Linked DNA regions of Mus musculus: regions 2 and 3 are each linked to region 1. The links are chromatin contacts, found by Hi-C or POLR2A ChIA-PET in ENCODE. All regions are on one chromosome and are shown on one strand. Each heading gives the region's core, a stretch centred on a gene start or an enhancer-like site at or near the end of the contact. The rest is flanking DNA. Distances are from core to core; before and after follow the strand shown.

The links. Hi-C counts contacts between places; a loop is a spot of excess contacts on that map. ChIA-PET counts read pairs that join two places held with the same protein, here RNA polymerase II (POLR2A).
Region 2: POLR2A ChIA-PET joins it to region 1 with 22 read pairs in embryonic stem cell. The contact joins the promoter of Kifc2 here to the promoter of Fbxl6 in region 1. POLR2A ChIA-PET finds 5 or more read pairs at or near these places in 4 of 5 experiments (Patski and embryonic stem cell).
Region 3: POLR2A ChIA-PET joins it to region 1 with 41 read pairs in Patski. The contact joins the promoter of Scx here to the promoter of Fbxl6 in region 1. A Hi-C loop is called at or near these places in 1 of 37 maps with a recorded cell type or tissue (T-helper 17 cell). POLR2A ChIA-PET finds 5 or more read pairs at or near these places in 3 of 5 experiments (Patski and embryonic stem cell).

The regions. Positions count from the first base shown.
Region 1 is chr15:76,536,433-76,541,369 of GRCm38, reverse strand. Fbxl6 (F-box and leucine-rich repeat protein 6) reads left to right here and starts at 2,624. Exons shown (of 9, transcript NM_013909.2): 1 at 2,624-3,045; 2 at 3,295-3,453; 3 at 3,584-3,647; 4 at 3,950-4,081; 5 at 4,173-4,280; 6 at 4,364-4,477; 7 at 4,566-4,797; 8 at 4,899-4,937. The coding sequence starts at 2,654. It overlaps Slc52a2 (solute carrier protein 52, member 2), which reads right to left and starts at 2,540. Exons shown (of 5, transcript NM_029643.4): 1 at 2,175-2,540; 2 at 1,768-1,987; 3 at 791-1,676; 4 at 575-698; 5 at 1-456. The coding sequence starts at 1,897. The coding sequence ends at 244.
Region 2 is chr15:76,658,012-76,662,948 of GRCm38, reverse strand. It overlaps Kifc2 (kinesin family member C2), which reads right to left and starts at 2,368. Exons shown (of 18, transcript NM_010630.3): 1 at 2,184-2,368; 2 at 1,862-1,943; 3 at 1,565-1,713; 4 at 1,331-1,469; 5 at 1,077-1,222; 6 at 938-1,003; 7 at 720-848; 8 at 277-354; 9 at 53-167. The coding sequence starts at 2,282. It also overlaps a transcript of Cyhr1 not described here.
Region 3 is chr15:76,455,058-76,459,994 of GRCm38, reverse strand. Scx (scleraxis) reads right to left here and starts at 2,557. Exons shown (of 2, transcript NM_198885.3): 1 at 1,809-2,557; 2 at 527-913. The coding sequence starts at 2,393. The coding sequence ends at 875. It overlaps Bop1 (block of proliferation 1), which reads left to right. Exons shown (of 16, transcript NM_013481.2): 4 at 3,969-4,123; 5 at 4,196-4,313; 6 at 4,398-4,499; 7 at 4,575-4,787; 8 at 4,864-4,937.

The sequences.
Region 1 (4,937 bases), core at 1,375-3,874:
TGCAAATCCCACAGAGGTCCCAGGGGTGAAGGCCGCGCAGCTCCAATCTATCCCTGGGTCTGGGCCTGCTCTTTGGTCCTCACACTGGTCTTTTCTCCAAAGCCAGGTCTCTTGTGGAGTGTGAAATATCCATATTATCTGTGTGTAGGGTGGCCACCTTGGGCCACAGGACCCAGGCACTGTGACCATCCCTCCTACCCTCCAGGTGGAGACAAGTGTGAAGTAACTCCTACACGTCTGGGTTCAGAGGCCACACTGGTCCACACAGTCCTTTCCGCTGCGAAATACTCGGTAGATGCTGGTAGGAGGGAACATGGCGACCGCACCCAGCAGAGAGCCCACCTGAATAGCCACGCCAGCAGCGAGCAGTGCTGGCCGGCCTCCGCTGTGTAACATGGAACTGATCGCCACCTTGATATACGAGAACGTGCCTGCGCACAGGACCCATGAGAGTACCTGAAAGGGGAGTGGGGCGGGGTGTCGTAGAGGGGAGATTCGCAGCAGCGGGCTGAGCATGAAATTCCCCTGCTATGAGACAAGCCCTGTTCCTGTTTCATGTCCCCATTGTACTTACCACGAGGACCACACCTGCAGAGGTGCCCACCAGAGGAGGACAGGGACTTAAGGCTGCCAGTGTCATCAGGTAGGAGCCCAAGAGCATGCCCAGCAGAGACAGACCACACAGCCCTGCCAGAGACCTGCCAAGGATGGGCTGGGATCAGGACTGGCTGTGCCAGGCCCTGGCCCACCTCAAGCTCTTCCCCATGGGGGCTTGGGAGTCCGTGAGCACCTGCACAGCACTGCCATGGCCAGAAAGCAGGCAAGGGGGTTGGCACAGCTACCCAGTACGACAGCCAAGTGGTAGGCCAGGCGCCCATAGGGCAGGCAGGAAAAGCTCTGTACAGCGGGCAGCACGCCATTGGTCAGAGCATTGGTGATGGCCAGCAGGCCCAGTAGACAGGCACTTCGGGAAGAGAACAGCTGATGGGCCTTAGGGTCTGGGCTGGAAACAATGCCTGCCACCTGGCCTGGTGGCTCCTGCAAAGGTGAGGCCTCTTCCTCTTCCTCTTCCTCCTCTGTTCCTGGTGTTTCTACCCGAAGCCCTGTACCTGTTGTGGGTTCAGATGTCGGGGATGGCAGTAGTAACAGGAGGCCTTGGAAGGCAGCTGCTGAAGTGCCCAGAAGGGCAGTCAACACCCAGAAGAACGTGGTGGCAGAAAACCGTTCAGGGAAATTAATGGGAGACACCTCGATCGGAGGCCCAGTGGTCCTGTTGGCAGGCACATGCAGGCACTCAAGGCGGCCCACCCCTTGACCCAGGGCTAGCACACAGGGCAGGAGGGCACTCAGGCCCTGACCCAGGAAGAAAGACCGTAAAAAGGGGGGTGGGAGGTGGCTCAAGAAGGGCAGGAAAGTGACATTAGAAGCACAGCAGGCCAATGCCAGCACAAACGCCAGCGTTAGGAAGGCCACTGAGTACGGCTTTCCTGCCACTGGGGCCACGTGGTTCCACAGAGAGGCCAGTAGGCCTGTGCCCACTATGCCTAGCCCCTGAACCACTCGGATGGGGACTTGCTCGCCCTTGCCGCGAGCCAGACGCCTCCACAGAGTCACCAGCAGCAGACCCAGGTTTCCCAGCGCCACAAGCACAGAGAGGTAGGAAGGGAGGCTCCAACCTGCAGTGGAAGGAGGAGATAGTGTAAAGGCACCAGGCTAAGGAACGAAGAGCAGCAACAGCAGCAGCCTACCTCCGCCCACTTCACTCACCCTCCGGGAGCTCTTTCACCACTACCGGCAGCTCTACCCAGATCCCGTTGACAGCAGCCCAGGAGCCCATGCCGAAAAGGGCCACCAGCAGATGGGTCAGCACCAGTCGGCCCAGCGGAGGTGCTGCCATTAGGTCAAAGGTCAAAGCGGGCCCTCCAGGACAAAGCGAAGGTAACAGTCCGCCCTTTTCCCACGTAGATCCAAAGCTTCTCTAACTATTCTAGAGAAAAAAAGAGTCAAGCTTTTTCACCTGGACGGAGACAAAAAACAAACCAAAACAAACCAAAACAAAACAAACAAACAAACAAAAAAACATGCGAGTGGGCAGAGTCAGGGTCTGAGGTGGCCAGATTGCAAAACCAAGGCACCTGGAGGGAGGCGGCGGATAGATCAGGAGCTGCACCTACCATGGAGCCTGCACCGGGACCCTTCTGTACAAGACTGGCAAGCGGGGGAGCGAGAAGCTGGCTTAAAGCATGGTTCCGGGGAGGAAGATGAGCGAAAGAGCCAGTCCTTGATGCTTGCGGAGGACCAAGTCTTGGCGCGGCTAAACCAGACTGGATGACAGCTAACTTCAGGCAGCCGGCGTGGATCGGCAAGAGGTGTGGCTGGCTGACTTGATTCGATTCTGGGCTCCTCGGCTGAGTGCGGTGCATCAGGGGCGTGGGGCCGGAGCAGCCCGCCCAGCCCCGGGAGCACGCCACTTAGCCCGGAAGGCAGCCAAACCCCAGCCAAAGGGTTGTAGTAAGACGCCGGCTAATGCGCTAGACTGCGGCGGAAGTCCCACCCCCGGAAGCTAAGTGTAGTGTAAAGGAGTGAGCTAAGGGGCCACGCCCCTTCCTCTCTGCCCACCCACCTTCCGCTTTTAGTTCAGCTCCCGGGGGCTATGGCTCCCGTGGCCTCTAGGCGAGTTAGACGTCGAGTTCGAAGCTCCAAGCGGCCCGATGCGCGGGGCCGCTCGGCGGAGGACTGGTGGTGGGACCGCCTGGCACCTCGCGGCTCTGGGTACCACCTGCTGCAAGCGGACAGCATGTTGCTCGTGCTGCCGGACCTGGAGCCTCCCCGCGCTCGTGCGCACCGGCGCGCCCGTCGCCGCGCTCCGAGGTCACTGGCTCGTGGCCCCACGGCTGTCGCCAAGCCCAGGACCAAACCCCGACCGGAGCCGTCGCTCGATCAGGGCCTGGACTCTGGTTGGGGAGACCGTATTCCCTTAGAAGTCCTGGTGCATATTTTCGGGTTGTTGGTTGCGGCTCATGGGCCCATGCCGTTTCTTGGCAGGTACACCAACAGCGCCTGCCGCGGTAGAGACTGGCGCACTGAGCGGGTGCTGCAGAGCAGAGGGCAGAGCAGGCATCACATCGGGCGAACACAAGTGCTCCGGCACCTGTCTTCACTTAGAGCTCAAAGCCTAGCACTGAGAACGGGCGACGGCAGGCTTTAAGACCGCTGCGCTGCTCCTAAAACACTCCATTGTAGGCATTACCCGCAAAAGGCCACGCACTCTCAGCAAACTTTTTCTTCTCCTAGGGCTGCACGCGTTTGCCGTCACTGGCACGAAGCCACCTCCCATCCTTCACTCTGGCATACTGTGACCCTGTCACCCTCGCTGGTTGGCCGGGCTGGCAAGGGCAACCTTAAGGGAGAGAAGAAGCTCCTTGCTTGCCTGGAGTGGCTCGTACCCAATCGGTGAGGGCTCCTTGTCATCTTACTGTCTGTTGTCTTCCCTGCATCCGCGTTGAGTAGGGGAGGATTCTGTCCAGAAGGGGGCAGCGTAAGGACAAGAGCACAACTACAGCCGGGCCTTGCTGTCGCCCAGGTTCTCTCAGCTCCAGAGCTTGACCCTCATCCACTGGAAGTCTCAAGTACACTCTGTGTTGGAGGTAAGAGCTGGAGACTGCCCTGCACACAAGCTGTCACGTTTGAGTGGTCTACTATGGGGAGGGTGCCCTGGTGGTGTACCACAGAGTTGTCTGCCTGCCTGCTCAGTTTCGTCTTGCTGACATCTTAGGAAATTGCTGGAGGAGACAGCAATTTCCATGTAGGCCTGGCGTGGACAGAATGGAGTCATAGCTGGGACTATAGGATAGGCTTGTCATGACTACCAGTGTCCCTGTAGATAGACCTTTACCTGCCCTCCACAACCCTGGATGGTCTCTCTCTCTCTCTCTATCTCTTGCTACAGCTGGTTAGCAAGTTCTGCCCTCGGCTCACCTTCCTCAAGCTTTCAGACTGCCACACTGTGACTGCTGAAACTCTGGTCATGTTAGCGAGAGCCTGCTGCCAGCTCCACAGCCTGGACCTACATCATTCCATGGTGAGTCCTTTGCCGTGGGTGGGTGGGGGACCCTGAAATCGCCTGGGCCCTTGTGACATGCATGAGCTGCACCTTTGGGCTGGATCCCCAGGTGGAGTCCACAGCTGTGGTGAGCTTCTTGGAGGAGGCCGGGTCCCGAATGCGTAAACTGTGGCTGACCTACAGTTCCCAGACGACGGCCATCTTGGGCGCACTGCTGGTAGGCTGGGGATGGTCAGGAAAAGGGCTCAGTGGGGACCAGCCCAGGCCTTTGACCTAGCAGTGTTTATCCCACCATTCCAGGACAACTGCTGCCCACAGCTCCAAGTCCTCCAGGTCAGCACTGGCATGAACTGCAACAACACACCCCTGCAGCTGCCTGTGGAAGCCCTGCAGAAAGGCTGCCCCCAGCTGCAGGTATTTATACCCTACTGTCTCCCACCTGCCACCCCTTGCCATATCTGCAGCCTGTCCCTCCTCCCTCCTTCTTCTTCCCTCTTCCTAGGTGCTGCGGCTGCTGAATCTGATTTGGCTTCCCAAGCCGTGTGGCCGAGGCGTGCCCCAGGGACCAGGCTTCCCCAGTCTTGAGGAGCTCTGTTTGGCTGGCTCCACCTGCAACTTTGTGAGCAATGAGGTTCTGGGCCGATTGCTCCATCGCTCCCCGAAACTGCGCATGCTGGACCTTCGAGGCTGCGCTAGGGTCACTCCTAGCGGTCTGTGTCATCTGCCATGTCAAGGTCAGCTAGCTGGCTTTGCTTGGGAAGGTGTGGGGGGGTCGGGGTGGGGTGGGGGTGGTCACTGAGTGCCCTAATAGTCACACCGAGTTCTCCCATCTCAGAGCTGGAGCAACTCTACCTGGGCCTGTATGGCATATCTG
Region 2 (4,937 bases), core at 1,119-3,618, 120 kb before region 1:
GGGGAAAAGCAGATTGCAGAGCTTGGCCTGAAACCATCTTCTCATCCCTTACCTGCCAGCTGTCCGTGAACTTGCTGCAGCTCCTGTCTGCAGTTCTGCTCTGTCTCCTGCTGGAGCTGCCGGAGGGCCCCTTGAAGGCCCTGCAGCTGCAGCTCCTGGGCCCCCAGCTGTCCCTCCCAAGCCCACTTCTGTCACTGAGGAAACAGGCACCAGGCCCTGCCCCAGACTTCACCCCCAGCTTCCCATCCCGCCTTATCCCTAGGTTCCCTAGGCCACCTGGACTCGGAGAGCTTCTGTGGTGTCCTGGGCCTCTTGAAGCTGGCCCTGCAGCTCCAACAGTGCCCCTGCCTCCTCCTATAGAGAGTGGGAACCAGATGGGGCCACAGAGCCAAACTCAGGAAAGCCAATGCAAACTCAGGAAAGAGTATCCTATAGTTCCAATTCACAGACTCAGGCCAAAACAAGAATGGCTAAATCCATGGTACCCAACTTCATGCAAGGCTCCCTGACCTAGGCTTTTTGCTCTTTGTTTTCCTGAGGTTTCACAGAGAGACCAAGAATGGGGGTGGGGGTGGGGTGATTTTTACAACAATCAACCTCACTGACTTTGTTCATAGTTAGAGATGGCCCCCACCTGAGGAGGTTCAGGTACTGTTGCTGGATACCAGGTGTACAGGAACCTGGGCTGCAGTTAGCATAACAGCCAAATGGCAGAGTACCTGGGAAAGTCTGGGGAGTGGTCCAGGCCCCCAGTGTAGCAGGAGGTCCCGAGTAAGGCTCAAGCTCTGTTTCAAGGCTTCGTTCTCCAATGTGAGGTGCTGGACTCTCTTCTCTGAATCTGTCACCCCCTGACAGAGAGGGATATCATCAGGACCCACCTGAAATTCCCCTGACTTTTCAGCCTGTTTGTTCCCTATGCCCACCCCAAAAGCCTCACCACTCCCAGACGAAGTCTACTCAGCTCTTCTTCCTGTTGCTCCAGCTGTTGTCTCAGCTCTTCCAGCTGTGGAGGAGTCAGAGACAGGACAGAATGCCTTTTTAGGTCTCACACCCACCCAGTCGCTGACAGTCCTTACCTGTCCAAGAATGAGCTGTTCCAACCGCTGCCAAACTCTCTGTTCCTCCTCCAATTGGAGAGGCTGATGTTCCTGGGTCTCATCCCTTGGTACCTCATCCAGGATGGGAGTGGGCTGAGAGGAGCTTTCTTCTTGTGAAAGAGACCCTGGAGAGGGATGAGGCCAGTTACAAGTGAGGAGATGTCTGGCATAGTGAGCAGAGCTAGTTCTGATAGATCCTGCTCCTTCCACTAATGGTGATACTCTTTACAGACCATCTAGAGTGGAGGGCTGCACGGGGCAGGTTGGCTGAGTCCCCTGGAGCAGGGCCTGCCTCCCCCGGGGGCTCCGTGTCCATGCCAGTAGGGCCAAGAGCTGACTTGTTACTGTCAACAGTGGGGGGACTTCACCAGGCTGTGAAGGAAGTAAGAACCAAAGCAGAGGTGTTGGGAGTGAGAGGACCACAGAGGCTAGGGAAAGGAATAATTGCTGGCGACGGTATCGCTCACCTTGCCCAGGTCAGGAGTCGTCCCGCAGCTCTCTTCTGCCCCCAACTGGACGGAGAGGAACTCAGCAAGACGCATGAGTGCCTCTTCCAGGGACACCTCAGCTGCTCCACCCTCCGCTCCTTTCTGGCCATCCTCAGATTCTGAGCAGCCTTTGAGGAGGCCAAGTGAGAAAGGAAAAAGCATTCTGCATTACTAGATGGAGGAGAGGCCTTTCTCCCTCCCGGTGAGGTTACAGTACACCAACTGCAGGTATCCCCCGGACCTTTCCTTCCCCAGCAGCTCCTAGTATGCACCTACCGGCCAGGCTGTTCAGCTCGGACCACAGTTCTGATGTGAATTGATCCGGACGGCGACGACCCCTAGGTTGGCCGCCGCTTTTCTGGGAAGAGAGCATGAGGTGCAAGTGAGGGTACTGGCAGTATGTGCGACCCTTTCGCTTCTGAAATGGGCCAAGGGGTTGGGGCTGAGATCTTTGACCCCACAACAGAGACCATACTGGTCTCTGAACAGCCCTATTTCCCAGAGCAGGTACCTAAGGATTTAAGCTGCACAGGTCAGCCACGACCAAATCTCAGAATGATGGTGGTAACCAACCGTGATGCAGGCCCACTCCGCTCACCTGGGTGGGATCCCCGGGGTCCGAGACCGCCGCAGCCCCGCCATCCCTGCGGAAAAGACTGTAGAAGATGTAGATGAGCAGAGAGTAAAAGGCGTACATGGGGGCGCGGGGCGGCAGAGAGCACCTCTTCGCGCCGCCCCGCGTCCCCGCACCAGGTCTCTGCACCCGCCCGCCGCAGTGCCCATGCGCATGCTCGCGGCGGTCGCCCCCACGGACGATCTTCCACGGGCGGAGGGCCCTCACTGAGGGGCGACTGCGAAGAGCTGCAAAACTTGTACTTAAGGCCCTATCAAGCGGTTTTTAGTCCCTCTTTCGCAAAGACCTCTAGCCGCTGTCTAGTCTCTTTTGGGAATCCCGCATCAAGACCCCCACCAAGAAACGCGCAAGGGAACCGAGCCTTCAGCTCTCAGGTGTACAACCTCTTCTCCCTCGATAGCCCCGCCCAGACTCCACCCCTCCCCGGGAGCCGGACCCAGCCCGGCCCAGACCTCCCCTTCGGTCATAACCTCGCCCCTCCCACAGCTAAGCAATAACCCTTGGAAGCCCCACCCCGGCCCTTCTCACAGCTCCGCCTAGACCCCTCGAAGTGCCGCCTCTTTTCTCAGTCCACGCCTGCTGCCCCGAAGCCCCACCTACATCTCCCGGCTCAGACCCGGGGCGCTTCGCAATGCCAGTGCTCCAGCAAACCCGTGCCGAAGATCATGGGCTGTGACGCATGCCTTTAATCCCAACGCTCAGAAGGCAGAGACAGGCAAATCTCAGTGAGTCTGAGGCCAGCCTGGTCTATACAGGAAGTTCCAGGACAGCCAGGGTAATGTAAAGAGACTATCTAAACCACAAACTAGTACTGAACCTCTGGTCGCCACCTCCGCGCTCCCAGCCCCACCCCTCTAGAGCCTCCGCAGCCCTCCACAGGCCCCGCCCCGCCGCTCTAGCCGGAGCTCCTCTCGTTAGTGGATGTAAGCCGGCTGCTCCAATCCGCGCCTCGGGAGGGCGGGCTAGGAGGCGGGGCAGACTGTTGTGGGCGGGTTCGGGCCTTCAGCTCCGCGTCTCCAGGTGTTGTGCGCTGCCTGTGCTCCGCTGCTGCTTCTTCCCTTCTATCATTCTCAGGCATGGAAGGCCATAACTAGGACCGTGCCCAGACCACAGCAAGAGACAGCTCCTCTTGCCGTTTTGAGTCCCTGGGCTGATACCACGCTTGGGCGCCAAGATTCCAATCCCATTCCCCTTCCCCAGGAAATTAGTCCTTCTTCCTTGCAGGTGAGTCCAGTGACCTCAGGGCTCCAAAAAGTTTGGAACTGAATCTCTTCTAATGTCTACTCAAAGGTCTCTGGAACTCGAGGTTCCTGAAGAGCTCCACTAAGGACTCCAGATCGCCAGCCTCTGTGTGTACTTCTCTCCTAATTTGAAGATTCATTTCCTATCTCCTCAAACTCACTACTATTCAACGTGTCATGGTTTCCAAACCCAGGACTGAATGGAGCACTGTCCTGTCCCACCTGGTATTGGCAGGGGTGTCCCTGCATGCAGCGGTGAGCTCTGTACAGGTGAATATTCTTTTTTTTTTTTTTTTTTTTTTGGTTTTTCGAGACAGGGTTTCTCTGTATAGCCCTGGCTGTCCTGGAACTCACTTTGTAGACCAGGGTGGCCTCGAACTCAGAAATCCGCCTGCCTCTGCCCCCTGAGTGCTGGGATCAAAGGTGTGTGCCACCATGCCCGGCTACAGGTGAATATTCTTACTTTCACAAACTATGTAGATCCCTCCACTAGAAAGAGGATGATGCTCCTCCCATGGGAGGCTGGGACTCCTTAACAGTCCCAAACTCTTTCCTACTTAAAAGTGGCTGCTTTTAAATGGCTTCTTTTCCCTTAACGTGTCTCTCTTTCCCGGTGTCAACAGTCCAGTCGAGGAGCAGCTGCCGGCTTCCTGCTCCAGACCTTTGCTGCCATCATTATGTTGGCCCCAGGGCCGAGCACACATGAAGACTGTCTCGCTGGAGCTTGGGTTGCCACAGTCATCGGTCTGCCTCTTCTGGCCTTCGATTTTCACTGGGTGAATGGGGACCGCTCTTCTGCCAACCTGCTTCTGGGAGGAGGCATGGTGCTGGCAGTGGCTGGTGATCACCTGGGCCCTGAAGGGTGCTCTGTCGCTGGGCAGGCAGTACTGCTGGTGGTTGCAGTGACCATCCTTATTGTGGCTGTTTTCACAGCTAACACTTACGGGATGTGGGGGGGTACCCTGCTGGGTGTGGCAGGCCTCTTGAGCAGGCTGGAAGAAGACAGGCTGCTACTGCTGCCAAAGGAGGATGTCTGTCGTTGGGCCCTGGCTGCAGGTAGTTGGGCCTATTGCAGGGCCCTGCACACACAGCGCCTGCAGTGGGAGTGATTGTAGCACTGATTGGGGCTTCTGTGCCAGGTACTACTATGCCTCCTACCTGCCCACATGTAGAGCCTGTTATAATTTTACTAATGGGCAGAGCTTGGGTGCTATCCCTTCTCTAGTCATGCATGTGTGGAAGTTTACCTAAACCAGAATGCTAACAACAGGTCTTCAGGACACTTGGGGCCTGGGAGGAACATGGTTGTGAGTCAGAGACCTGATTTCCAATAAACGTAAGGAATATACAGGAGTATGGAATTTGTTTATTCTTGAGCTAGCTTCCTAAGGCCTGTAAGGTGATTTCCCTGAGTAAAGGAGTGGGGGATGGGCTGTAAGTAGCAGAAGGTATTATTCACTTTGGCATCCTGGTAGAC
Region 3 (4,937 bases), core at 1,308-3,807, 81 kb after region 1:
GAGTGTTGGATGGCTAGGAATCCTTCCAGTGTGCAGCTGGAGGCAGAGATCAGAAGCTCTGGCAGCCCGTGGACCCAGAGCCTCTCTGGGCCTGCGTGGGTACCAGTGGGGACATGTAGGTAGCTGCTATTCGGATGGTATCCTCGGGCCCATCTAGGCCTGCTAGCCTGCTTGGCTGACAGCAGTGCTTATTCCCTGTACCCATTTTTAATGGAACACTGCTGGTGAAACCAAACATCCCCGTGCCTAGGTCCCCATCTGATCCCCTCATCGGAGGAGGCAGGGCTGCTGTGTTGCTTGCTGCTATTTACCATGAGCCAAGTGGGCTTGCCCTCTCCTCTCTCCTTCTATCTCAGTCACCACACAGCGCCTCTCCCCCTTCCCTGCTCCCTACACACACACACACACACACATATACCCCTGGTACAAACTCCTGATAGGTGATCTAACCCTGTCCTCACTCTGGGAAGATGGGGTGAGAGAGCTAGGGTCATAGTGAGTTCACATCCTTTCAAGAGGGTAGTCTGCCTCAATTTGGAAGATACTGTTTCATTTTTAATTATACAAAATTTCCAGACTTTATATTATCATATTAAAGACACAAGATGCCAACACTTGGCCCAGGTAGAGAGCCAGCATGGAAAGTCCCAGTGGGCCTGGGTCAGTGTTCGGCTGCTTAGAGTCAAGCCATCACCCGCCTGTCCATCTCTCTGTTCATAGGCCCTGCTCATAGCTGGGGCAGGTCTGGCCTGGTGAGCGTGCTCTTGGGGACCTGCGCTCAGATCAGGTCCAAAGTGGGGCTCTCCGTGACTCTTCAGTGGCATCCACCTTCACTAGTGGCATCACCTCTTGGCTGCTGTGGACCCTCCTCCTTCTAACTTCGAATCGCCGTCTTTCTGTCACGGTCTTTGCTCTGCAGAGGGGATGGGGGTGTGTCAGGGTCTGAGTGGAGACTTAGTGTCACCCAGCACTGCCCGAACCTTCCTGGCTTCCTGTTGGGGGCACTGCCTGTGCTAGGGCACCCCATCCCGGGCTCCTGCCACCCCCACAGTGCATTTTGGGGAGGGGAGTATACTGCTGCAGAGCCGAAACTGTAAAATTAAATTTCCCAGATGTTCAGGCCCCAGGAGCTTGCGCGTGCTGTCTGGAGAGGAAATGGGGATTGGGGAAAGCCGTTGTATTTTTTCCCTGCTCACCCTGCTTTTCCGGTGCCACCAAGTGCGGCCAGAGCAGTAAATCATGGCTGGCCAGCATCTCTCAGTTCAGCCTTCTCCCCTAGCCCCTCTACTGCAGGTCTCAGTAGACCAGGGGAGAGGCAGCAGGTGCCCATAAGCCTTGGGGTGGAGGTGGGCTGCGGGGGCGGAGGGGTAGTGGCACATCAGCCTAGTGGGGGCATCCCTTTGACTGCCTCACTGTTTCACATTGTTCCCCTCTGGATGGAAGCGTATAGATATACTTCTTACTTCTTGAATTCACCTCCTTTCACTTCTCAACTTGATGGGAAACGAGCCTGAAAGTAAGGCCCCTCTGCCCTGCCAGGTTCCTGCTGCCTGCCCTCCCTCCCGGAACTTCTGGGTGGCCCATCTCAGCATTACTTCTTGATCCTGTATTTGCAGGTCCCTATGACCACTACCAATGGGAGTCTGTGTCCCAAGGTATGGCTCCTCTGTGCCCTTCCCTCCTTTGGGCACAGCTTTGTTGGCAGGTGTAGATGCTAGGGAATGCTGCCCCTGCCCTGCACCTCTCTGCCTGGCAGGTGTGGGCTGGTGAGTACATCGGGGCCCCTCGGTGCTCCCAGCCCTGCTCACCAACTTTCTCTGGTTGCTGAGGCAGAAGGTGCAGATCTGTTTGGGCTGGGTGTTCTCGCCGCCGTCTCTGGCCAGTGGTGGTGGCGGCGGCGGCGGTGGCAGTGGGCTGCCCGCACGACCGCTGTGGAAGAAAGCGGGTCCCGAGTGGCATGGTTGCCCGTCGCCACAGGCCTCACCCACCAGCAGCACATTGCCCAGGTGAGAAATGTAGCTGGAGGCCAGGCGCAGCGTCTCAATCTTGGAGAGCTTGCGGTCCGCTGGCTCGGTGGGGATGAGTGTGCGCAGCGCAGTGAAGGCCGTGTTCACGCTGTTGGTGCGGTCCCGCTCGCGCGCATTCGCTGTGTGCCGCTGCCGGGGCTCGCGGCCTGGCCGCCCCCCGGGTCCTGGCCCGCTACCCGCGGCCCTCCGTCCTCCTGCCCGCCGCCGGGCGCCCTGGAGGCCACAGCGCGCAGCATGCACACGGCAGGGTTTCTCGTCGGAGCCCGAGCTCTCGCTTCCGCGGTCCTCATCCTCCGACAGCGGGCTCACCTCAGGGTACAGGTAGCGACCCGGCGGCGGCGCTGAACGCAGCATGGCGAAGGACATGGGCCGGGCAGGGGGCGCGGCGTCAGCTCCACCGTGCGCTGCTCATGCCGCCTCTTTAGGTCCCCACAGGCCGCCGGGCCAGGGGTCTCCGCTGCGCCCCGCGGTGGCGGCTGCCGGGTGAGGCGGGCACATGTGTTCGGACTGGAGTGGGGCCGCCAGCCGAGCAGTGCCTTTATAGCAGTCAGCTCCTCCCCCGCGCCTGGCCTCCGCCTCCCTTTCTGGCCTGGAGGAGTTTACTCAGAGCTCGTGCGTGCACCTTTTCCCTTTTAATAGCCGTGCCTAGAGGGCCCCCGAGCATCTTTCTGGTTGGAGCGTTTCTGGGGTGCTACTAGTGCCCCAAGACAATGGTGCCCATCCCACCCATTCTACAGGGCAGAAGAGAATAAATCAAGAATCAAGAGGCTTTCTCTCCTGGCATGCCTAAGTTCACCCAGCTGCCCTGGCCCTGAGTGCCTGGCCACACCCTGTCTGACTCTCCTTCCATGTGCACTTGGGTCTTTTGTGCCAGGCCGTGTGTGTGTGTGTGTGTGTGTGTGTGTGTGTGTGTGTGTGTGTGTGTATGTGAGAGAGAGAGAGAGAGAGAGAGAGTGTGTGTGTGTGTGCACTCATGGGGGTGACTCCAGCAGTAGCAGTCTAGAAATGGGTGTGTGTGGTTGGCATGACTTGACTCCATGGCCTGTGCCTTGTGCCAGATCTTACCCCTTTGACCCATCCTGCTTGGGGGCCCCACCCCCATCCTTGCTGTATGCTTCATGGGGCTTCTCAAAGCCAGTGCACACGTGGATAAGAGCTAAGATCGGCACCTCTCCATCCCTCCAGTTCGGAAGTGGCCCTCAAGGTGGAGAGCGTACAGCAAGAGCATGGGGCATTTCTGGGCTGGTGTGGACAGGTGCAGTGGGACGAGGCCCAAGGGGTCTTGCTGAGGGGCTGCTGGCACTCATCTGTGCTAGTTATGTCTGGGCCCCTCCTCCCTGTGGCTACTGTTGCAGGAAGTGGCCGCCTGGGCAGCAGTCCCCAGGCTGGGAGGAGTGAGGGTGGTGGTGGCTGGCAGGGGCTGAAACCAGGAATGTGTGTCCAGGAATGTGGCTGCTCTGCCCACTGAAATGGGAGGGGGAGGATCAGTGGTGCTGGAAGGGGGTCCTTGACCACCTGCCGAGCAGAACAGGTTTGTCTCCCTGAGGTTGGGGTGGGGTCTTCCCATGGTTCCTGCCTTGTAAACTACCCACTTGTACCTAAGGCTTTTGCCAGGGGAGGGAGCCCATAGGCGATGAGGTCATCCCTGTCTGTGGCTGCCCAGAGCCTTGGCCAAGGAATCCAGTGAGGGGGGAGGCTAGGGTTGGCATCACTTCAGTGGAAAATGTGAAGGTAAAGCTCAGGCGCCTCCGAGGGCTTGGGGGAGGGGCATAGCACCCCTGCCGCGCCACGTCAGACATCGGGGCCAAGGCTAGGGCGGATTTTGGGTCACTTGGCTTCTGGGCACTTGAGGCTGATCTTGAGTGGCTCTTCTGCCCTTGGGTGGTTTGAAGAGGATCAAGCATGGCAGGGACAGGTGCTGACGTGGTGACTATGCTACAGGACATTCGGAACACTGTGGGCAATGTGCCCCTGGCATGGTACGATGAATTCCCACATGTGGGTTATGACCTGGATGGCAAACGTATCTACAAGCCCCTGCGGACACGAGATGAGCTCGACCAGTTTCTGGACAAAATGGATGACCCAGATTTCTGGTGAGTTGGACCTTGGGTCGGGACCTGTGGTCCCTCAAGCCTGGAGTATGGCCCTGACTGGCTTTCCCTCAGGCGCACTGTGCAAGACAAGATGACAGGGCGTGATCTGCGGCTAACTGATGAGCAGGTTGCCCTGGTACACCGGCTTCAGAGAGGCCAGTTCGGAGATTCAGGCTTCAATCCCTATGAGGTAGGCAACAACGGTTGGCCCTACAGTCTGAAGTCCATGAACGCCCTGCCCCCCCCAACCTAACATCTTTGCCTCTCTCCATAGCCAGCTGTGGACTTCTTCAGCGGTGACATCATGATCCACCCTGTGACCAACCGCCCAGCTGACAAGCGTAGTTTCATCCCATCCCTAGTTGAAAAGGAGAAGGTGGGAACCCTGGTATCCTCCTCCTGCACACTCTAAGGTCTCCACGCTGCCACCTGACCTTACCTTTGTGTGCAGGTGTCTCGAATGGTACATGCCATCAAGATGGGGTGGATCAAGCCTCGACGGCCCCACGACCCCACCCCTAGCTTCTATGACCTGTGGGCCCAGGAGGATCCGAATGCTGTGTTGGGACGCCACAAGATGCATGTGCCTGCCCCCAAGCTGGCCTTGCCTGGCCATGCCGAGTCTTACAACCCACCTCCCGAGTACCTGCCCACTGAGGAGGAGGTGGGCCTGCGCTGAGGTGGGTGTGGGCCCCGGCCATGTTTCCCGATCCCTTCTCACCTGCCTCCTGTCTCCCCAGCGCTCGGCGTGGATGCAGCAGGAGCCTGTGGAGAGGAAGCTTAACTTCTTGCCACAGAAATTCCCCAGCTTGAG